Regions from separate parts of the Mus musculus genome. Here regions 1 and 3 are each linked to region 2. A link is a loop called in an ENCODE intact Hi-C map of the cell type or tissue named here. Cell type or tissue: heart. All regions are shown on one strand.

Region 1 (8,000 bases), 310 kb before region 2:
ACCAAAGTTGAATCAGGATCAAGTTGACCTTCTAAACAGTCCCATATCCCCTAAAGAAATAGAAGCAGTTATTAATAGTCTCCCAGCCAAAAAAAGCCCAGGACCAGACGGGTTTAGTGCAGAGTTCTATCAGACCTTCAAAGAAGATCTAACTCCAGTTCTGCACAAACTTTTTCACAAGATAGAAGTAGAAGGTATTCTACCCAACTCATTTTATGAAGCCACTATTACTCTGATACCTAAACCACAGAAAGATCCAACAAAGATAGAGAACTTCAGACCAATTTCTCTTATGAACATCGATGCAAAAATTCTTAATAAAATTCTCGCTAACCGAATCCAAGAACACATTAAAGCAATCATCCATCCTGACCAAGTAGGTTTTATTCCAGGGATGCAGGGATGGTTTAATATACGAAAATCCATCAATGTAATCCATTATATAAACAAACTCAAAGACAAAAACCACATGATCATCTCGTTAGATGCAGAAAAAGCATTTGACAAGATCCAACACCCATTCATGATAAAAGTTCTGGAAAGATCAGGAATTCAAGGCCAATACCTAAACATGATAAAAGCAATCTACAGCAAACCAGTAGCCAACATCAAAGTAAATGGAGAGAAGCTGGAAGCAATCCCACTAAAATCAGGGACTAGACAAGGCTGCCCACTTTCTCCCTACCTTTTCAACATAGTACTTGAAGTATTAGCCAGAGCAATTCGACAACAAAAGGAGATCAAGGGGATACAAATTGGAAAAGAGGAAGTCAAAATATCACTTTTTGCAGATGATATGATAGTATATATAAGTGACCCTAAAAATTCCAACAGAGAACTCCTAAACCTGATAAACAGCTTCGGTGAAGTAGCTGGATATAAAATTAACTCAAACAAGTCAATGGCCTTTCTCTACACAAAGAATAAACAGGCTGAGAAAGAAATTAGGGAAACAACACCCTTCTCAATAGCCACAAATAATATAAAATATCTCGGCGTGACTCTAACGAAGGAAGTGAAAGATCTATATGATAAAAACTTCAAGTCCCTGAAGAAAGAAATTAAAGAAGATCTCAGAAGATGGAAAGATCTCCCATGCTCATGGATTGGCAGGACCAACATTGTAAAAATGGCTATCTTGCCAAAAGCAATCTACAGATTCAATGCAATCCCCATTAAAATTCCAACTCAATTCTTCAACGAATTAGAAGGAGCAATTTGCAAATTCATCTGGAATAACAAAAAACCGAGGATAGCAAAAACTCTTCTCAAGGATAAAAGAACCTCTGGTGGAATCACCATGCCTGACCTAAAGCTTTACTACAGAGCAATTGTGATAAAAACTGCATGGTACTGGTATAGAGACAGACAAGTGGACCAATGGAATAGAATTGAAGACCCAGAAATGAACCCACACACCTATGGTCACTTGATCTTCGACAAGGGAGCCAAAACCATCCAGTGGAAGAAAGACAGCATTTTCAACAATTGGTGCTGGCACAACTGGTTGTTATCATGTAGAAGAATGCGAATCGATCCATACTTATCTCCTTGTACTAAGGTCAAATCTAAGTGGATCAAGGAACTTCACATAAAACCAGAGACACTGAAACTTATAGAGGAGAAAGTGGGGAAAAGCCTTGAAGATATGGGCACAGGGGAAAAATTCCTGAACAGAACAGCAATGGCTTGTGCTGTAAGATCGAGAATTGACAAATGGGACCTAATGAAACTCCAAAGTTTCTGCAAGGCAAAAGACACTGTCTATAAGACAAAAAGACCACCAACAGACTGGGAAAGGATCTTTACCTATCCTAAATCAGATAGGGGACTAATATCCAACATATATAAAGAACTCAAGAAGGTGGACCTCAGAAAATCAAATAACCCCCTTAAAAAATGGGGCTCAGAACTGAACAAAGAATTCTCACCTGAGGAATACCGAATGGCAGAGAAGCACCTGAAAAAATGTTCAACATCCTTAATCATCAGGGAAATGCAAATCAAAACAACCCTGAGATTCCACCTCACACCAGTGAGAATGGCTAAGATCAAAAATTCAGGTGACAGCAGATGCTGGCGAGGATGTGGAGAAAGAGGAACACTCCTCCATTGTTGGTGGGATTGCAGGCTTGTACAACCACTCTGGAAATCAGTCTGGCGGTTCCTCAGAAAATTGGACATAGTACTACCGGAGGATCCAGCAATACCTCTCCTGGGCATATATCCAGAAGAAGCCCCAACTGGTAAGAAAGACACATGCTCCACTATGTTCATAGCAGCCTTATTTATAATAGCCAGAAACTGGAAAGAACCCAGATGCCCCTCAACAGAGGAATGGATACAGAAAATGTGGTACATCTACACAATGGAGTACTACTCAGCTATTAAAAAGAATGAATTTATGAAATTCCTAGCCAAATGGATGGACCTGGAGAGCATCATCCTGAGTGAGGTAACACAATCACAAAGGAACTCACACAATATGTACTCACTGATAAGTGGATACTAGCCCAAAACCTAGGATACCCACGATATAAGATACAATTTCCTAAACACATGAAACTCAAGAAAAATGAAGACTGAAGTGTGGACACTATGCCCCTCCTTAGAAGTGGGAACAAAACACCCATGGAAGGAGTTACAGAAACAAAGTATGGAGCTGAGATGAAAGGATGGACCATGTAGAGACTGCCATATCCAGGGATCCACCCCATAATCAGCTTCCAAATGCTGACACCATTGCATACACTAGCAAGATTTTACTGAAAGGACCCAGATGTAGCTGTCTCTTGTGAGACTATGCCGGGGCCTAGCAAACACAGAAGTGGATGCTCACAGTCAGCTAATGGATGGATCACAGGGCTCCCAATGGAGGAGCTAGAGAAAGTACCCAAGGAGCTAAAGGGATCTTCAACCCTATAGGTGGAACAACATTATGAACTAACCAGTACCCCTGAGCTCTTGACTCTAGCTGCATTTGTATCAAAAGATGGCCTAGTCGGCCATCACTGGAAAGAGAGGCCCATTGGACACGCAGACTTTGTGTGCCCCGGTACAGGGGAACGCCAGGGCCAAAGGGGGGGAGTGGGTGGGTAGGGGAGTGGGGGTGGGTGGGTAAGGGGGACTTTTGGTATAGCATTGGAAATGTAAATGAGCTAAATACCTAATAAAAAAAAAAAAGTTCCATAAAAAAAAAAAATAAATAAAATCATCTTATTAGGCCAAAAAAAAAAAAAAAAAAAAAAAAAAGCAAAAAAAAAAAAAAAATAAAAAGACTTTCACTTTGTACAGGTGTTGCAATAATGCTTGACACTAGGGGGCGCCAAAACAACACAAAGTGGGCGCACAGACTGGTGATCCAACCAGTTACCCAACCAGAAGAGGCCAGAAAAGTGCTAGTGACTGGGGTGCTACAGGTCAGACTTTGGTTAGCTGAGTGTTTAAAGGCAACGAGCTGAGACTCATAGCTAACGAAGAAGGAATGATTTCCGTATCATCGTACAACTATTACACCGGAGTTTTGAAGTTTTATATTTAGTTAGACAGCGCGGTATTATGGGATTTCAGTGACAATGGGGTTATGGAGTCTCTTTCTTCATGAGTTTTGGTTTCGGTGTGTGAGAGTGTGTGTGTGTGTGTGTGTGTGTGTGTGTGTGTGTGTCTGCATGGCTTGGTGGTGGAATGAGATTCGACCACGAGTACTTTAAGCAGAGGGATAAACAGGAGCCACATGAAGGGGGGCGGGGCGCATTGAGGGGAGCGGATTAGGAGAAACGTTCTGGAAGGTGCCACTTTACACATCTTACAGGTAAAAGCAGGCCAACAATGACAGGAATTCTGGAAGAGCATTCCAGACACGCTCTGGAGTCAGAGGACTCTCAAAGAGGCTCTGAAAAAGCTGGAGCAGGTTGACCGCTTGCCCCTGGAGGAGGTCAGAGCCAGCAACAGAGGCCATTTCAGGCTAAAGGATGTAAAGGTGCAATCAGCCCCTTTTCTCCTAAACCTGGCTTTTCCTTGAGCGCCCACTACCAGCACACACACGTTTAACACACGTGTACCCATTTGTCTCCCTGATTAGAATACAAGGTCCAGGAAGACAGGGAATTTTGTGCTTGCTTCAGAACTTCCTGGTCTTAGCCCTTACAATTTTTCTAAGCACTAAACATTCTTTATAATTTGTTTACTGGAGCTTTAGGTCAGAAAGGAATTTGGAGGTGGAATGGACTGCCCTACGTGGCCATGGCTCAACCACACTGGACGCTTCCCTGCCCAGTCTTGGACATTCTTCTTTAGCTTACAGAAGTCTCTAGCAAAGCAATTTCAAGTCTCTCCACTTCTGGATCAACATCTGCCTCAGGGGTGGGAAGGGGTAGGGTGGACAGCCTCAACCAAGAGCCACAAGTTAACTGCTTAGTAAGTTGAGAAAGTGATTCATTGTTAGGTATGTAAAAATATCTCAGGCAGAACCCCACCTTTGGGGTCTTCTAGCATTGTAATTCCTTTGTTTTTTGTTTTGTTCTTTTTATTTAAAAAAAAAATTGTTTTGAGACAAGGTCTCATGTAGCCCAGGCTATGTAAATGTACCAGCTTGCCCTGTTTACGGTGTGCTGAGGATCAACCGCAGGGGATTGTACAGTGCTGGGCAAGCGCTCTACTGCACGGGCTACATCCTCGCTCTGTCCAGTCCTTTCTTCTCTGCTTTTGTGTGGCTTCCTTAGCCAAGGCGATCCTTGCGTTTTGCTTTGATCGTTTTGCTGGGAATGTTCAGAAGGGCGGGAGCCTGCGCTTTTGCCTCGGCTTTACCCACACTCTGCCTTGAGAACAAGGTGAGCATTGGCCATGTTCCGGATGTCTCACCCACCGCTGCAGTACCCGACCCCAACTAACTGCACCCTTTCTAAAAAACTGCCACACCCTGCTCTCTCGTCCACCAGCTGTCGCTTCAAACACGTTCAGCCCGTTTTAAAACACGAGTCCCAAACCCAAAGTGCCCAAAGCCCTTTTACAAGCCTGGCTCCTCTCTCCGAAGGATGCTTCGTTGATTCACATAGCTGAGCAGGTACTGTACCCTGGGAAGTTCAGTGAGATAGGCTGTTGATCTTGTGAGCTCAGAAAGACAGACAGAGAAAAGACATCCTTTATTAGTGGCAAAGAACCTCATGGTCAGAGACTGTACTTGGTAACCAGGACCTGCTCCAGGGCGTCGTCTATGTCCTAAAATGGGCCCTGTGACTCCATGCAGGGTTGGTGCACATACCCTGTCCTGAGTGTTCCACATATAAGGGAAGACGCATGAGCAGATACGAAGACGGTGGATGAAATCACACTGCCAGCTCCACGCATTCACGCCAGGTTTGGGGATACTCCGTTCATGTTTGAAACAGTTAAACATAAAGCAGGTTCTAACAAATGTCGTGGGTTTCAACTCTCAGAGGAGGCTAATGGACTTAGAATTTCAGGCTTAGGACAATGCTGTGAACAAGGATGTGTGGGACATTCTAATATTTAAGAGAAATGAACTCAATAAATTCCTAAGTTAAATTTGGACTCGTAAGAGCCTTGGATGAGATGTTCTGGAAGGCCTTGCTTGTTAGAATTCTGTGCTTGCTTGGTCAACCATTTATAACGCTAAAAATAAATTAAATATATTAAACCCTTTAATGCAGTTTAACATATTTAAGGGTGGTTGCCGAAGATAAAAATCAATGTAAGAAATTAATAGTGCTTCTATATTTCAGGAATGAGAATATGAAACAGGCCACACATAAATGCTGAATCTGTGAGAAAGGCTCACTAAGAGACAGAAAACGCAATTTTTATGAGCAATGAAAGAACAATTGTGTACCAATGAATAAATAAATAAATAAATTCAAAGATGAGATTGAACTTGTCATTCAGTCCACACTCAAAAGTCAAGTCCAGGCTGAGATGAGACTGACCACAGGACCACAGTATACATCATAATGATGAGATCGTTCATTCAGGAGAATGTCTCACACACACACACACACACACACACACACACGGCTGAAGGATTTCTGTAAAAGGAGAAGGATGGCTGTCTGTCTCAGCGTTTCCATTGCTGTGAAGAGACACCATGCCCGTGGCAACACTTAACTGGGGCAAGTTTACAGATTCGGAGGTTCTGTCCATTATCATCATGGCCAAAGCACGGCAGTTGGAGATGGAGCTGAGAGTTCTACATCGTGTTCCAAAGGGATCCAAGAGAAGACTGACTTCCAGGCAGCTAGTCCCGGGGCCAAGCATATTCAAAGCACCACAGTAACTTTAATTGTTAAATTTAATGTTGTGTAAGCAGAAACCTGTGGTTTATCAACAGATTACACATTGTGTGAATTTTCACATCGCAGAACCAAGGGATGGAGTCCAGTGCGGCATTTTCATTCATTGCCCTTTTTTGTTTTGCTTTCTTTTTTCCAGACAGGGTTTCTCTGTGTAGTCCTGGCTGTCCTGGAACTCACTTTGTAGACTAGGCTGTCCTCGAACTCAGAAATCCACCTGTCTCTGCCTCCCAAGTGCTGAGATTAAAGGCATGGTGGCCACCACGCCCCGCTTCCTTTCTCAGCCCCTCTCCTACTGCTTCCTCTCATCTGGCCGCACCAAACCTGCTGTTCGCCTTCCTCCTCTAAAAGCCCTCGTTTGTGCTTTCATATCACATGGGTTCCATTGCCCACCCCCATCATCTTTCCCCATTGGCCTCCCATAAGACCTCTTTCTTTTCTTTTCTCTATGAGACCTTTCTAAACTTATGGCTCCACGCACGCACGCACGCACGCACGCACGCACGCACGCACGCACACATGCACACTTCACCAACTTGTTGCGTTTGTCAGCTCCACTAGCCCACACTCACCATAGTGATCTCTCCTTTCAGCCACTTTTCTGTAAATGCTGTAGTTTCGCTTTCCTTTCCAGGAAAATGAAGTTTCATCGTGCATTTCTGCCACGTTTTCTCTACCGTCTCATCTGCTGATGGGTATCTGGGCTGCTTCCACTTCTTAGCGGCTGTGAACAGTATAGCAATAAAGATAAGCGTGCAAATGTCTCCACAGTGAGGTATAGAGACGTTAGGGTGTGTGCCTGGGAGGTGGGTCTCTGTTTAGTTGGTTGGGAACCTTCGCATTGACTCTCAGCGCCTGTACCGCCAGAGGTGTCTAAGGACTGCCTTCTCTCCACACCCTCACCAGCATTCGCAGTGGCTTGTTTCCGTAATGAGCATTTTGACTCGTGCGAGCCTTCTCACAACAGCTATCCCACAAGAGCTTTAATTTGCATTTCCCTGATGGCCAAGGATGTGATTATTAGCTGTTTGTGTTTCTTTCTTTGAGAACTATTATTTTCTTCATTAGCCCATTTAGTGATTAGATGGTTTGATTTTATTTTTTGTTTTGGTTTGGCGTTTAATTTTTCTGCAGTTCCTTATATAGACAGTAATCTCTTGTTGGATGCATAGCTGGCAGAATTTTCTCTATTCTACGCTGAACTTTCACTCTGATAAGCTTTTCCTTCACCATGCATAAACTTTTAATATTGTGTAACGCCATTTGTCAATTCTTGGGATTATTTCCCCTATTATTGAAATCTCTTTTAGAAAATCCTTATCTAATCCTTTGTCTTGACATATTATTCCTGTTTTTTGCCTTTAACTAATTTTTGTGCAGCATTGGATACATCAGTCTAGTTTTATTCTTTTACATAGTTTTTGAACTGCTGTTGAGCAGGCTGTCTTTGTCCTATGTATGTGCATTTGTATGCAAATATATTACGATGTATTTGTTTTGTATATATTTGTTGTGTGGTTTTTATATATTGACAAAAAATAGGTAATTGTAGCTGTATCCGCTTATTTCTGGGTCCTCCTTTCTATTCTGATGGTCCATATGTCAGGGCCATGCTGTTCTTTGTTACTATCGCTCCGTAATATAATTTTAGAGCAAGTCTAGTGATATTTCCAGCATTTTCCAGAGTAGATTAGC
Region 2 (8,000 bases):
CTGGACGTGTCAGGGGAAGGTTGGACGATTCCTGTGTGACACGATCATCTCTTTCAGCCGAAGTGCATTTGTGGTTAGGTGAGGAGCTCTGAAAATATTCCCAGACTCCTCTGAAGTACTTCATAAAGTTACTGAGCCAGATTCAGACAGATAGCTATTTTCAAATATATGTTCTACTTCCTCCTCCTCCTCCTCCTCCTCCTCCTCCTCCTCCTCCTTCTTCTTCTTCTCTCCTTCTCTCCTTCTCCTCCCCCTCCTTTTTCTTTTACAAAACACTTTACTTATGTGCCTTGGTGTTTTGTCTGTCTGTATGTCTGTGTATGTAGAGTGTTGGATTTTCTTGAACTTGAACTGGAGTTACAGTTACAGAGGAGTTGTGAGCCATCATGTGGGGACTGGGAATTGAACCTGCATCCTCGGGAAGAGCAGCAAGTGCTCTTAACCACTGAGCCATCTCTCCAACGTCTATCTTCTACTTTCTGTTTTTTTTTTTTTAAGATTTATGTATGTGAGTACACTGTAACTGTACAGATGGTTGTGAGCCACCATGTGGTTGTTGGGATTTGAACTCAGGTCCTTCGGAAGAGCAGTCAGTGCTCTTAACCACTGAGCCATCTCTCCAGTCCTACCTTCTACTTTCTAACCAACATTTTATAGGGTAATGCCTTGTGGACATCTTTTGTAATAGTTCTTTTCATCCTCAGTTTTTTCCCCTTATTTTTAAGAACATTTTTTTGAGAACAGGTCTTCTTCTGTAGAGCAGGCTAGCCCTGGATTTACAGAGACACACCTGCTTCTGCCTTCCAAGGGCTGATATTACAAGAATGTGTGACTGTGCCCAACTCCAGGCTCAGTTTAGAATGTGAGGCCACACCATGGGAATTCTGCTTCCTGTTTTATTTTTTATATAATAGACAGTGTTACAATTAAATTACTTGATGTTCATACCTTTATCGCTATAGGTGAAGCTCCTTAATGTGGAATTAAAAGGTCAGAAACCTAGTTAGTTTCTGCTGCTTACCTTTCACAGTGTTGGGAGTACAGTGCAGGCTGCCAGGGAGAAAAAACACCAGCTGTGAACCCTATTTTCAGAGTTATATTAGATATCTTCTAGTTAGGTTCATGTCTAAAATGTTGTATAGAAGTCATTATATTTTCATCCTTTCTTACATTACACAGCACCAGCACAGGATGCTTTAAAAGTTTTATTTAAATGTTAAAAAATAAGACTGGAAATCTATTGCAGTGCCTTTAAATATTAAAGGGTAGAACTTGGCATTTAACGTATTAAAATTTATTTATTGAGTGGAATTGGCGTTTCCTTCCTAGATTGCTATTCAAAAAAGCAGGCTGTCAGATAGTCAAGAAAAAGCCCTGAACTTGAAAAAGGATTTGGCTGAGATGCAGGAGTGGATGGCACAGGCTGAAGAGGACTACCTGGAGAGGGACTTCGAGTACAAATCTCCAGAAGAACTCGAGAGTGCGGTGGAGGAAATGAAGGTAAGGCCTTCCTCCCGACTGCCCTCTTCACACTAGTTAGTCTGTTGGTCTTTCACCTATCACACTGCACAGAACCCTATGGACAAGTCTGCTCTCAGTAGGAGTGAGTGATGAGCAGCTGTGGTAATCTTAGTTGGGAAAGAGGCTGATGCCAGTCCACTGGTTCAAGTCCACCCCAGAGTAGATCGATTCTGGGAAGTCCCTGTGGATAGTCATGGAGGTTTCTGTCTCGAAGAAGGGTTGTGAGGAGAAACTCATTTTTCTTTTATTATTGCAATAAACACATATAATATAAATTTTTTTTTTACCCTTTTAGCAGTTTCTTGGTGTATATTTTATGGTGTTAATTCTAGTCATGGTACCGTGTGACTTCTATCACTGTTTCCAGGAAGTGTAAGTTTTGGTAAGGAGCAAAGGAGACTTGGAGGTTATTCTAGTTCTAATGGGTTTCATTCTAGTCATTCGTGGGGGCCCAGGGAACCCCAGAATGTCTTTGGAGCAGGAGGCAAAGGCTACATTCAAGTCAGTATTGGGAGTACATGGGAACCCCAGAACATCCCAGGAGCAGGAGGTAGGAGATATAGAGTCAGTAATGAGGGCACATAGGAACCCCACAATGTCCTTGAGCAGAAATCTTGGCGTATACAGAGAAGATAAGGTGAAGATAAGTTGGAGTTACAAGCTGTGGTTCCAGAAACATCTATTCCTGTGTCAGTAGTTGTCCTTGTATAAGGAAAGAACTGGGCCTCAGACCCACATTTGCCTCCACTATCCTTCTAGCATGAGGGCGTGATTCTGTCTTTAAGAGTCATCCTTCTTGTCAGGTGGTGGTGGTGGTGGGGATACAGCTTTAACCCCAGTACTTCAGAGGCAGGGGCAGAGGGGCAGAGGGGCAGAGGGGCAGAGGGGCAGAGGGGCAGAGGGGCAGAGGGGCAGAGGGGCAGAGGTAGGTGGATCTCTGTGTTTGAGGCTAGTCAGTCTACAGAGCAAGTTTCAGAGCAGCCAGGGCTACACGGAGAAATCCTGTCCTTAAAAAAAAAATTAAAAAAAAAAAGTACACTTCTCTTTGTAAAAGATCAAGTAACATGGTATATTGTTAACTAGTAGTTATACTACCAATTAAGTTGGTTAACTCAACTAGTAGTATAACTAAGGCAAACTTTTCTGTGCAGGTAGTTTTTAAAAAGATTCTATGTGACATTCATGCATGCTATCTTGAGTCAGTAGATATGAAAAGAGACTTATTTAATCTGTGTCGGGGATCAATATATATATAATTTTCTTTTTTCTAAAATTTTTTTTATTAGGTATTTTCCTCATTTACATTTCCAATGCTATCCCAAAAGTCCCCCATACCCTCCTCCCTCACTCCCCTACCCACCCACTCCCACCTCCCGGCCCTGGCGGTCCCCTGCACTGAGGTACATAAAGTTTGCACGACCAATGGGCCTCTCTTTCCACTGATGGCCGGCTAGGCCATCTTCTGCTATATATGCAGCTAGAGACACTAGCTTCGGGGGTACTGGTCATGTAGCTCTTTTTGAAAAGTTTTAAAACTATTTTTAGTACTGAAAATATTTAAAAGTAGATTACTATGTAAAGAATGGCTAACTCATTTATCACTCACACTTTTGGAGCTGCAGTTTGCTGCTGATTTTAAAAGTCATTGTAGTTGACAGTGAAGAAAAATGAGATTACAATCCCTGATTGGGCAACACTCTATTTATTTTTATTCTTTAAAACAGCCATTAGGAATTTAAAAGCCACTACACTTAATTACTTTTTCCCTCACCCTGGGAGAGCTGAAATCCATTAAGCAATAAAGCAAGCTAAAGGGGGGAGTGAAAGACGGCTGCAGGTAGGTTTTCCTGCATGTGAGACTGAGCACCTTGGGCACCGAGAGAAAGCCAGGAAGCAGCTATTTCTGGATCAGGTTGTCCAGAGGAGCTTCTTCATCTTCATTATTGGAAGGATGGATGGACCCATGGTCAAGGAGGAAAATGTTTTTACAAGGATTTGTGGGCCATTTTAATAGATGCCTCTGCCACAGTGTCCTGCCATTTTGGGGGGTGTTTATTTATTTCAATTTAATGTGTTCAGACCTCCAGTGGTCATTTAAAATGAGTTCATTTAGATTCCTACCCTGAGTCCAGAATTTAAAAATATATCTTGCCAGTAGACACTATTTAGGATAACTTGCCTCTAAACTCTGGTGGTATTAAAAAGAAACTGTTGTGGGCTCGGGGAATTGGAAACTAGAAGAGTAAGTGAGATTTTATTTTTAGCATTCTTCTTTCAAAAAACTCAGGTTACAGAATTTTTTAAATAGTGTTCTACTGAGGCATATAGAATCATTTAGTTGTTTTGATATTGGATTAATCATTATTATTATTTTTTAAAGAAAGATATTAGTCACAGAGAGCCATGTTTCAAATTGCTCCTTTCTTGGGACAGAGGGCAAAAGAGGAGGTGCTGCAGAAGGAGGTGAGGGTGAAAATTCTGAAGGACAGCATCAAGCTGGTGGCTGCCAAGGTGCCCTCTGGTGGCCAGGAGTTGACGTCGGAATTCAACGAGGTGCTGGAGAGCTACCAGCTTCTGTGCAATAGAATTCGAGGGAAGTGCCACACACTGGAGGTAAGAGCTTGTTTGCCCCAGGGCTACCATCCTGAGATCCCAGCTCTGCTGTGTGGATTTCCCTGTCTTATTTAAAAAAAAGAAGAAGAAGAAGAAAGAAAGCGCCATTACTTTGTCAAACATTGGATTATAAAAGTAATTTTTATGGACCAAGTAGATAAAAAAATAGAGAGATTTTTGTTTGTTTTGTGTTAAAAGGAGACCAAGATCTGCCTGCATTTCTCAGGAGGTTCAATGGTGATAATTGATCCCCGCAGGTTTGTGTGCTCACTAGTGTTCTCAGGTTACCATAAGAATCCAGACAGCTCTCTTTTACCTGGCTGACTGTTATTTTATTTTTATTTTGAGTCGTGTCTAATATTTACTGGAGGGGAAAAAGAATTTCAGTATGTAGAGATTTCATTGCATTTTTAGGTGGAGAATCTCACTGCCTATCAGACTGAAGACCTAGATTATTCTGTGGGATTATTTTAATAAAGTGCTTTCTCATCTTCATGGTTAAAAAAAAACTGGTCAAAAGTCTTAAGAAGCGTTTTGAGTTATTCAAATTTAAATGAAACACACCCTACAATAAGCAATTACATTCTGGTGAGTTCTGATAATGCCGAGGGAAGATTTAAACTGAGTTTACTCATTGTACTTCTTGTAAGATCTGAGCAGATTTTTCGGCCTGCTTCTTGTAAGATTAATGGGAGAAGGGGACTAGAAATCTCTTTCTTCTTTTGCTCTGAACCAAGAGTCAACAAATTATGGTAGAGGCCTCAGGTATAAATTGTGTAGTTTGAGCTAGGCAATGGTGTTCTATGCCTTTAATCCCAGCACCCTGAAGGGAGAAGCATCTCTGAGCCCAAGGCCAGCCTGGCCTACACCTGAGGTCTGGAACAGCCAGGGCCACATAGAGAAACCCTGCCCTGAAAAAAAAAGTTGGTTTTTTTTGGGGGGGGGGTAGGTTTGGTTAAGAGTGGTATTTCTAAAGGATTGAACATGGTGTAAACACCTATACACCAAAGATGAAGCTGTGACAAACTATGGATGTCACCCCTAAAGTCTGAAATACCTTCTCTGTGCCTCTCGAGAAATACCGGCTGAGCCCTGTTCTGGCGAGCAGAGCTGATGTGGGGAATGGATGGGACTGTGCCCTACCTTGGTAGAGAAGACAGATGCAGGGGATTTTGTGCAGAGCTCTAATCTTAGCAGTCAGATAAGATCCTCTCTTGTTCTGGAGCAAGGGGATAGAAGGCTCTAAATGCATGCCTTCCTCGGCTTCTCTCCTACTTCGGAACTCTGAGTAGGGAGAACACAGGACTACCTGGCTCCTGTTTTGGTAAAATGGGCCCATCCTCTTATGTGTCTATCTTTACTCACTTGGAAAGAAGTCCAGATGGCTACAGAGACATCTGCTCCCATCAGTCATCTAGGAACTGGAATTGGATATGTCCTAGGAGATTTAAGTTTCTATAAAAAAATATCCTGAATGGTTTTTACCTTTTGCTCTTTCTGGGGGTGTTGCTGTTGTTGTTGTTGTTGGTGGTGTTGTTGTTGTTGTTGTTGTTGTTGTTGTTGGTGTTGGTGTTGGTGTTGTTGGTGTTGTTGTTGTTGTTGTTGGTGTTGGTAGTGGTGGTGGTGGTGGTGTTGTTGGTGTTGGTGTTGTTGTTGTTGTTGGTGGTGGTGGTGTTGGTGTTGTTGTTGTTGTTGTTGTTGTTGGTGGTGGTGGTGTTGGTAGTGGTGGTGGTGTTGGTGGTGGTGGTGGTGGTGTTGGTGGTGTTGGTAGTGGTGGTGGTGGTGGTGGTGGTGTTGTTGTTGGTGTTGGTGTTGGTGTTGGTGTTGGTGTTGGTGTTGGTGTTGGTGGTGTTGGTGGTGGTGGTGGTGGTGGTACTGGGGATTGGACTTAGGGCCTTTGTCAGGCAAGTACAGGTTGTAGCCACTGAGCTAAATCTCCGGCTCTAACATTTTCTTTAAAACAAACAAACAAACAAACAAACAAACAGAAAATGTATTTCTCTGCTGTTTTTTTCCCCTATTAATTATTCAGGTTTGTTTTTTTTTTTAACATTTAGCCAGGTCCTTGGAACTCATTTTACTGAAAACCGAGGCAGCTTCTTTTCCATTTTTCCTTCTCCTTCCATCTTAATTGCTCCTATTTTATTGAAGATTTAGTTTTGCCTCATTTATTTGATATTCTAGCTTCGCTGGTTTCTGGATTCCTGTATATTACTCACTGAAATGGAGTTCTTATTGATCGAAGGGATGACGTATGGTTATGGCTTCTCTTCCGTGTTAATTTTCCCTTCACATTTGTTAGGAGGTCTGGTCTTGCTGGGTGGAGCTGCTTCACTATCTGGACCTGGAGACCACGTGGTTGAACACCTTGGAGGAGCGCGTGAGGAGCACGGAGGCCCTGCCTGAGAGGGCAGAAGCTGTTCATGAAGCTCTGGAGGTTGGCACCTGATGTCTGAGCCACAGTTATTTTCACTGTGAATGGGAAAGATGTCTGTCTGTCTGTCTGTCTGTCTGTCTGTCTGTCTATCCATCCATCCGTGCATACAATAGGATGTGTGTTGAGGTCAGAGCACAATTTGTAAAAGTTATTTTCCCCCTTGCAACATAGATCCCAGGGATCAAATCCAGGTCGTTAGGGTTTGTGGCAAGCTCCTTTTGACCCACTGAGCCATCTCACCGGCCCCTGGGAACTCTTTATAATCAGTTTTGTAAGGCAGGAGCTACATGAGTGCATGTTAGACACAGCGATAGTCACTAGTAGGGTCCAGTTCTTTTCACCATTCTCTGAACAAACCCTGTTTTGTTTCTTTGCACTTATGACTATGGCATGAACCATGCTTCAGGTGGCTTCTTCATCATTCTCAGATGTAAAAAGTTAAAGCAGGCTGCTATGTGCATTCGTGAAGGCAGGGGCTCCCACAGTGGGGCTGGATGACAAGGCTGGGCTTCAGGCTCCTGGGGCCAAGAAATATCCCGAAGGCTTCCTCGTTCTGTAGTTTCGAGCCCAGGAGTACACACGATACTGTGGTAATTACTTCAGAAACGAATTACAGTGTAACCAAAGAGGTTTCACTTGTACAGGAGTAGTAGGGAAATTTGGGGATCCGATGAACAGCAGAATGGGAAGTCAGAGAGCTATTCCCAGGGGGTGGGGGTGAATGGGGCTCCATTCCTGAAGATGGATGCCGTGCAGGGAGAGAATTGTCACTTCTCAAACACAGCAGAGTAGAGGATGCATAGACAGCATGGAAACCACTACATGCCCATTGAACAAACAGCAAGCATGCTTTTCTCATAGGGCATAAATATACATTCTAGAAATCCAGACAATGGAGAAAAGGAAAAGAAGGCTCCATGATAAACACTTTAATACATTCTGTGTTCTCTTCTCTTCTCTCTTCTCTCTCCCTCACTCCCTTTCTTTCTTTCAGGTTTATTTATATATATATGAGTACACTGTTGCTTTCTTCAGACACACCAGAAGAAAGCATCAGATCCCACTACAGGTGGTTGTGAGCCGCCATGTGGTTGCTGGGATTTGAACTCAGGACCTTTGGAAGAGCAGTCAGTGCTCTTACCCGCTGAGCCATCTCTCCAGCCCCCTGTATTTTTTCTTTATTATCAGCATTCCTTTTGTGCATGTATACTGCAGGGCAGTAAATGCAGTCAAAGGGCTCCTAGTCCTAAGAGCTTCGGAAAGAGTTTGGAGCCTTAGGATTTTTGTTTGTTTGTTTGTGTTTTGTTTTTGTTTTTTTTTAATTGACTCTCTTTTGTCAAATTGAACTTTATGGCTTTCAGATTTCCCATCTGTAGAATGGGAGTAGTATTTCATGCATAAGGTTAGTTGGACTTGTGTCTATAAAACT
Region 3 (8,000 bases), 320 kb before region 2:
TACTGAAGACCTATGTAAAGGTGTATTTTAAAAGCCATTCTTCTCAGTAAACTCTGGTTTTGAAAGTTACTTTCATTAAAATGCATCATTCAGTGTTTCATTATTTGTGCGTGGTGTCTGCACTCGTGTGGTCCACGTGTGTGCATCTGTGTACACCAGAAGCAACGGAAAGATGTCTGTCCTTTCATTCCATTATTCCCTTAGCTTTTTTTTTTTTTAAGATTTATTTATTTATTATATGGAAATACATTGTAGCTGTCTTCAGACACTCCAGAAGAGGGAGTCAGATCTCGTTACGGATTGTTGTGAGCCACCATGTGGTTGCTGGGATTTGAACTCTGGACCTTTGGAAGAGCAGTCGGGTGCTCTTACCCACTGAGCCATCTCACCAGCCCCAGCTTTTTTTTTTTTTTTTTGAGGGCCTGAGAGATGGCTCAGTGGTTAAGAGCACTGACTGCTCTTCCAGAGGTCCTGAGTTCAATTCCCAGCAACCACATGGTGCCTCACAACCATCTGTAAAGATCCAGTGCCCTCTTTTGGTGTGTCTGACAGCTGCAGTGTACTCATATACATAAAATAAATAAATCTTTTTTTTTTTAAAAAAAAAAAACCCTCTTACTTTTTTTTGAGATTCTAATATATATCATCCCCCCCCCTTTCCTCCCTCCAGTTCCTTCCCATAATCCTCCTTGTTCTCTTTCACATCCATGTCCACGTTTCCATTAATTGTTCCATGTGTGTGTCCTAGCGGTGCTCAGTCTGTAATGCTACTTCTGTGAAGGTTTCAGAGCTCACCGTTGTTATTGGCTAACTAACTGGCCTGGTCTTTCCTGGGAAAGGCTCCCTCTCCCTCTCAGTATTCCTCAGTTGCCTGCAGGTGTGGAGAGTTGAGGCCTGCTGAGGACAGCCTTTCCCTGTCCACGTTAGGGTGTTTACTGTTCTCGTTCAATTCATCTTTAGGCTGCCACATTGGTGAGACTTTATGGGTACAGCTTCAGACATTTCTCGGACACTCTTACAGCATACTCCCTGATTCTCCAGGACTTAACAATATCTCTGCCCCCTCTTCAGAAATATCCCGAGCCTTAGGGGAGGGGTAGGCATATGGGTTGGGATTGGGTCCCACAACTCTGCATTTTAATTGGTTCTGCTTTTCTGTAATGGTTTCCATCTATTGCAAAAAGGAGTTTCCTCATTTTTTTCTTTTAAAGATGTTATTTTCTATGTACACAAATGTTTTCCTGCATGTATGTACAGCACTTTTGTCTGGTGTCCACAGAGGTCACAAAAGTTAGTGGATCCCTTGGGACTGGAGTTACAGACAGTTGTGAGCCACCATGTAGGTGCTGAGTACCAAGTCAGGGTCCTCTTACCATGTAGCCATCTCTCCAGTCTATCCTCCCCTTACTGTCTTGAGACACCATCTCTATCTGAACCTGGAGCTGAGCAGGCAGTCAGAAAGCCCCAGCTATCCTCTCCACAGTACTGGGGCTATATGAACTTGGGTTTTTGCACTGGTAGCAGAAATCTGAACTGGTTCCTGGACTTACACAGTAAGGACTCTTACCTCCAAAGCCAGCCCTCCTGAATTCTGTTACTTCTGTTTGTTTGAAACAGGGTCTATTAGCCCCGTTTGTCCTGAAGTATGCTCATCAGGCTAGCCTTGAACTCATGGATCCAATTGCCTGCCTCCCCACTGGGGTTAAAGGCATGTGCCACCACTCCCAGCTACTGTTACTTTTAAATAAGTTACTAAAAATGCATTTAGTTTTCTCTTCTGCTGAAAGCCAATAGCTATAACCCACATAAAAACTTTGAGTCACCAACCAGCTTCCACGTCTTCTTGTCCTGGTGTTTTCTATTGTTCATCCCTTCCCAGCATACTGCTTTTGTGTGGAGGAGTTGGGGATAGGATTCAAGACAAGGTTTCTCTGTGTAGCCCTGATGGTCCTGAAATTAGATCTGTAGACCAGGCTGGCCTTACACTCGAGATCCTTCTGCTTTTGCCTCGAAAGCACCTGGACCAAGTGTGCACCAACACATTCTTTGAACTCAAGAGATGCCCCAGCCTCTTGGGTGCTGGGATTAAGGTGTGCACCACCACACTGGTATGCTGGTGACTCATACTGCTTTTATGGTTTTCCTTCAGTAAGTCAAACACACTGCTGCTCTTGGGTCCTCTGCCCTGGCCGGAAAACACCTGCATGGCCATTTCTCTTGATTCCTTAAAATCTGTTCTCAAATGACATCTCAGTAAAGTAGCATTGTAAGCATGGTTTTTAAAGTTGTAAACTCTTCAAGCTGGCATAATGTATGCCCTCAAACCTTTGGAAAATGCTCTGGTGAAAAGGGAAGAGGGGTGGGGGGAATGGGGCGCTGAGCAGGATGGGGACGTGATACCACTTGTTTGCCAGTTTATCATTTCTGAAGACACAAAGGGTAATCATCAAGAAAAAGGGGTAAGGGGTAGCGCATAAAGGGAAGGGTAGGAAAGGGATATGGGCAATCTCCGCGCTTCAAGGTTTCTTTGGGACCAGACACACTGTACGCGTGAAGACTATTGAGGTGGGATAATATCATAAAAGTGTGTGTGACGACTTAAGGACTTGCCCTGTGCTTCTGCCCCCATTTCCTATTTATACTCTCACAAAACCTTGATCCACAGAACCCTCTCCTAATAACCTCCCAAAGAACACAGCAATCCATACCAAAGAATAGAGCAAACCCTAAACTTTATATATATATGGTTTTTTAAAAAGGCAAGAAGACATCAACTATCGAAAAGCAGACTCGAAATGCGCATCACTCTCGTGCAGTCTTCTCCCTCGCTTGCCGATGCTGGGATCACTCCTTCTGCACAGTTCACAAGGAGCGGACCCGGACAGTCTCTCCATGACTTGTTCCGAATCCTCCACAGGTACGCAGGTCAGGCGACACAGCCAACACGGAATGGTCGAGATGCAGGAGCAAGGAGGCTCGCAGCCGGCACACGGGGAAGACTGGGCAGCGCTCACCTCAGTTCTCCTCGGGCTTGTCCGCGGGCGGCCCGCTGGGCTGCAGCATTTTCTCCATCAGGTTGAACCGCACGCGGGCTTTGCTCTCGTTCTCGGCAATGGCGAAGTAGTTGAGGAGGTCGAAGTGGCCCATGTAGGAGCAGTAGGAGTCGCGGTGCTGGTTCACCAGCCATTCCCACTTGGTGGTGTCGGCGTGGCCCGTGCCGATGTACTTGGACTGCAGATGCTCCAGCTGGCTGTGGATGGTGTACCGGTCCGTCATCGCGCCGCTCTGCTCGTAGGCTCCGAGGTCAGGACACAGACGAGAAGCTGCCGCTCGCGGCGTTCAAGTGAGAGACGCTGCCGCTGCCGGTGCCGCCGCCGCCACGCAAAACCTCAGTTCGTGCAGGCGCGGGAGAAAGACGCCACCGAGACGCAGGAGTAGACAGTCTTTTCCTAGGCGGAAGCGGAAGTGCCGTCTGTCGCGGGATTGGAGTTGCCTAGGAAACACTGGGCCGTCTCCTCACGGAGCCCGCCTACTTCGAAGAGTGTTGCATGATGGTCCGCTTAGTGGCTCTCGGGTGATCACGTTCTAGTCTGAGCGTTGCATTCTGGAACAAGTAGTCCAAAGAGTTTGTTTTAGGGTTTTGTTTTGTTTGTTTTGTTTTTGCCTGGCTGCTGTAGGACGATGGCAAACGGCCTCTGAGAGTTATCCCACGGCTCTGGGCTACTAAGAAGGGGAAATCCAAGAGGGTTTCAACTACAAGCAACCAGGAAAATTAACTCTTGTACCTAGAAGCTAACGTGGCAGCATGGTTCCCCCGCGGTCCCAGCTTTGTCTCTTAGAATTTGGGCACTGGGAAAAGTATTTTTGGTGATCAGTGTCAGCCCCAGTAGTCTCACTAATGGCTCCCACAACGAGCTCCAGGCTCCCGTTTCTCAACCCATTGAGGGGTTGTTTGCTCTAGGTCACTCAAAAGCTATTCCTTGAAGTCAGATGTGGTTCAAGACTAGATAGATAGATAGATAGATAGATAGATAGATAGATAGATAGATAGATAGATAGATAGATAGATAGATAGATAGATAGAAAGAACACCTCTCTTTCTAGTCACCTGTGTTTTTCTGCTGATTACTGCCTTACGTTGGGGGTTGTGCACTTTCTCACGTTACAAACAACTCAGAAAAGATAATTGTACTTCTTTTATGGTATCCCTTAAGGATACATGTATAGCCTGATGTAGATTGTACTCTCAAAAAACCATTTTAGGAATGGGGTAAGAGCAGTCACAGCCAAAGAGAATGGACAATGACAGACAATTTGAAAATACAGGAGTTTGGGGGTACTTTTGTTTACTTGGTGGGGGGAGGATCTGGCCCTGAGCTCACAGCAATCCTCCTGCCTTTGCCTCCTGAATGCTGGGATTAGAGGTGAGTTCCGCTCCATCCAATATTAATTCTTCTGTTTAAATTTTGTCATAATAAGCATCATGCCAGGTGGTGGTGGCACACACCTTTAATTCCACCACTTGGGAGGCAGAGGCAGGCAGATCTCTGAGTTCAGGGGCAGCCTGGTCTACAGAGCTAGTTTCAGGACAGCCAGGGCTACAAGGAGAAACTCTGTCTCAAAAAAAAATAAAACCAACCAACACCAAGACTTAGACAACATAATACACATCTTATTCCTAAAATATAGAGACTATACGGCAATACCTGTGGATATGCCATCCAGCCATACTATACCTGTCTCTTATTATTTATTTATTGAGACAGGGACTCAAATTCTCTGCACCTGCTTCAGACTTTGAAGTGATCTATCAGAGGCTTAGTCACCTTGTCAGGCTTCATTTTAACCCTTTAATTGTTTACTGTTTCACTGTCGTTTCTTTTGGTTTGCAGGGGTTTTGTTATTGTTTTTTGTTTGTTTGTTTGTTTGTTTGTTTTGTTGGGTTGGGTTTTTGAGACAGAGTCTCTCTGTGTAGCCCTGCCTGGCTGGCCTGGAACTCACTTTGTAGACCGGTCTGGCCTCAAATTCACATAGAGGCCTGACCTCAAAGTCACAGAGATCTTCCTGCCTCTGCCTCCCTAGTGCTGAGGTGAAAGGTGTGTGCCAGCATCACCCTGCTGGTCTGTTGTATTTCTGCTGCTGTCCATTGCGGATTTAAATTCTTCACTCATTTCTTCTCGGCTCCTCTCCTCCCCAAGTTGCTTTCAGTCACAGTGTCCATCGCAGCAATAGGAACTCCGACTGAGACAATTAGATCCCCATGAACACCCTTCTAGTAAAAAATAAGACAAAAAACTAGTGGGACGCCAGTGTTATTAAGTGTGGCTTAAGAATATGAAAACGTTCCTGAAGTCAAAAGAGCCTAGGAAGAAGTCGCACTCATATGCATCCATTGAGAGTCAAGTGTCCCTTGCTAGCTCTGCCATAGCAAGAACCTATGGAGGGGCCTAAACAACAGGAATCTATGTCCTCACAGTGGAGAGAAGGGAAGTTCAACAGCAAGATGTTGGTTATATTCCAAGGCCCCTCTTAGCTTGTACGTGCTATCTTCTCTCTGAGTTTTGACATTCCTTCTATATCTATGTCCTAATGTCCCCTTCCATGACACCAGTCACACTGGATCAGGGCTCACTCATGGGACCTCGTTTTACCTTAGTTATGTTTTTATGGCTGTGATAAGACAGAGCTATTTGGGGCTTACAGTTTCAGAGCATTAGAGTCCTTGGCCATCAATGTAGAGAACATGGTGGCAGGCATTTCTCTAGAGCAACATCTGAGAGCTCACATCTTGAGACACAGGTACATTTTCAGGTCCTGGAGGTCCGGCCTTCCCTATGTTAATTTTAGTGGGGCAGATTTCAACCATTAACACTTATATATGGTGATATGGAATAAGCAAGAGACTTCTATTGTTGATGTTTTGTTGCAATGCTGGCACAAACCCAGAGCTTATTTAGGCAAGTGCTGTACTACTGGGAGTGCCTTAGCCCCACATATTTAAGTTAATTATATTTATGAAGACAATGTAAAAACTTGAAAAGGATTTTTGTTGATAAGTCTTTTTGCAATGCCTATAGAAAATGAACAATATGTGTATATTAGTAAGTGTAAAATGTTTAAACATCAAAACTTTGAATGGAATTCTGATTTTTTTAAAAGCCCCTCAGAAATGATTTGTAAAATGTATTAGGCTTATAAGTATAATAGAATTTTCAGGCAAACTTAAAAGTTTGGAGAAAGAAAGGCAGTTTTGATCTGTAATTTTGATAAGTAGAGCACTAACTTTTATAACCTAAGTAAATTGCTGAGTACTTTCTGTGTGTTCCCAGATGACTTTTAGATTTTGTTTTCCTGCAACAGGGTCTCGCTCTATAGGCTGGCCTGGAATTTGAATTACTCCTGTCCCTGTCTTCTGAATCCTGGGATTACAGCTGAGAGCCACCACCCCAGCCCAAATGACATTTAAGTCATCCCAAAGCCCTCACATTTAACTCTGTCAGCTTTCAGATAGTAGAAAAACTCAGCATAATTTTAATAAACATTATATTAAATTTATAAAATAAATGGGGAAAATTGAACCTATATTGTATTAAATTTTCTCACTAGTATATAAAAATATATTTTCATTTATTCATGTACTTTTAGAAGCTTTAACTGAATCTGTTTGTCTTTCTTTGGTCATCTCTCATCTTCTGCTAGATTTATTTGCGGGGGGAGGGGCTACCCTGTATATGTAGCGGGTTGGTCTGATACTGCTTGTATTCCATTCCTAAATAGTGGTTCCTCAAGGTGTGGTTGCCCCCGATGAGCAGATCCTCACATACTCAGTGATGCCATGCAAACCTTCTCCCCAATTTAACTGGTCAATAAAAGGCTGGAGCCTGTGATTGGACAATGTGGGGAGAAAGGTGAGACTGGAGGTTCGAGTGGGGGAGGGGGTAGCAGGTAGAGAGAAAGGAAGAAGAGAGGGGGGTGGAGGATGAAGAAGCCACCATGAACCAGAACCACATGACCAGGAGAAACAGCAATAAGTTAGTATAAGCCTACATCTACCCAATTTAGGCTTATGGCTTATAAATAAAATAGCTGGATTGTGTGTCTTTTATACGGGATTGTCAGAATAATAAATTCCTACTACTTTTATATTTAAAGATGTTCTGTGAGAATCCCTGGGACCTGCACACAGGTATTGCACTCTTTATTACTTATTACTAATTATGATTGTGGTCTCGAATTGGTGACCTCAATAAGTCTCAGTCTCTCTCTCTCTCTCTCTTTCTTTCTCTCTCTCTCTCCTTTTTCTGAGACAGGGTCTCTATGTCATCCTGGCTTGCCTAGAATTTACTGTGTAAACCAGGCTGGTGAGGAACTGAGAAATTCACACACCTCAGGGTCCGACTGCTGTTATCAAAGACATATGGGACCATAGTCAGCCAGCCAGCCTTTCTCTCTCTCTCTCTCTCTCTCTCTCTCTCTCTCTCTGTCTTTCTTCCTTCCTTTTTTTCTTCCTCTCTTTCCTTCTTTGTTTTTCTTTCTTTCCTTCTTTCTTTTTCTCTTTCTTTTCCTTCCTTCCTTCCTTCCTTCCTTCCTTCCTTCCTTTCTTTCTTTTTTTATGTCTCCCTTTACAGCTACACTATGTCCCCGAGGACAGGTGCATCATACGGTAAATAACCACCCTTTCATTGGTTGACTGTATGGTGTTTCCAACTCTGCAGTGACTATTCTCATACATGGGTATTATTTTATACATGTTTATTTATAGAGACATGTTTATTCACAGGGGCATTAGAACACAATTTAAACAAACAAGTGTTATGAATACCCATGGATCACTCTAACCCAGCAAATCTCAGTGACTTTCAACCGTATCGTGCTGAAGAAATTATACCCAAATTTTGCCGTGGCTTAGAAAACCAAGAGTTTAAATGAAAATTAAGTAAAGACATTTCTTTTAGTGAAAGCTTATTTTAAATTTTTTTTTTTTTACTACACTATTAAAA

Evidence for each region. A loop is a pair of places that touch in the nucleus more often than their neighbours do. Peaks named below come from ENCODE experiments on the same cell type or tissue, not always from the same donor. Only the 100,000 strongest peaks of a DNase experiment are listed, where the experiment ranks them.
Region 1: a loop joins it to region 2, with 7 times the contacts of the local background. A loop is called at or near these places in 29 of 42 quality-filtered maps.
Region 3: a loop joins it to region 2, with 2.9 times the contacts of the local background. A loop is called at or near these places in 27 of 42 quality-filtered maps.

The regions. Positions count from the first base shown.
Region 1 is chr10:12,992,633-13,000,632 of GRCm38, reverse strand. No RefSeq gene overlaps it. Among named protein-coding and RNA genes, the nearest start is that of Sf3b5, 12 kb to the left of the region's middle. In heart, a CTCF peak has its summit at 3,321 (motif pointing right); a DNase peak (open chromatin) is centred at 3,352; H3K27ac peaks cover 269 bases.
Region 2 is chr10:12,686,864-12,694,863 of GRCm38, reverse strand. It overlaps Utrn (utrophin), which reads left to right. Exons shown (of 74, transcript NM_011682.4): 25 at 1,330-1,500; 26 at 3,955-4,134; 27 at 6,437-6,571. Among named protein-coding and RNA genes, the nearest start is that of Utrn, 170 kb to the left of the region's middle. In heart, a CTCF peak has its summit at 4,041 (motif pointing left); a DNase peak (open chromatin) is centred at 4,053; H3K27ac peaks cover 745 bases.
Region 3 is chr10:13,003,899-13,011,898 of GRCm38, reverse strand. It overlaps Sf3b5 (splicing factor 3b, subunit 5), which reads right to left and starts at 3,449. Exons shown (of 1, transcript NM_175102.4): 1 at 2,716-3,449. The coding sequence starts at 3,276. The coding sequence ends at 3,016. In heart, no CTCF peak of the experiment used is centred here; a DNase peak (open chromatin) is centred at 3,498; H3K4me3 peaks cover 2,165 bases; H3K27ac peaks cover 1,366 bases.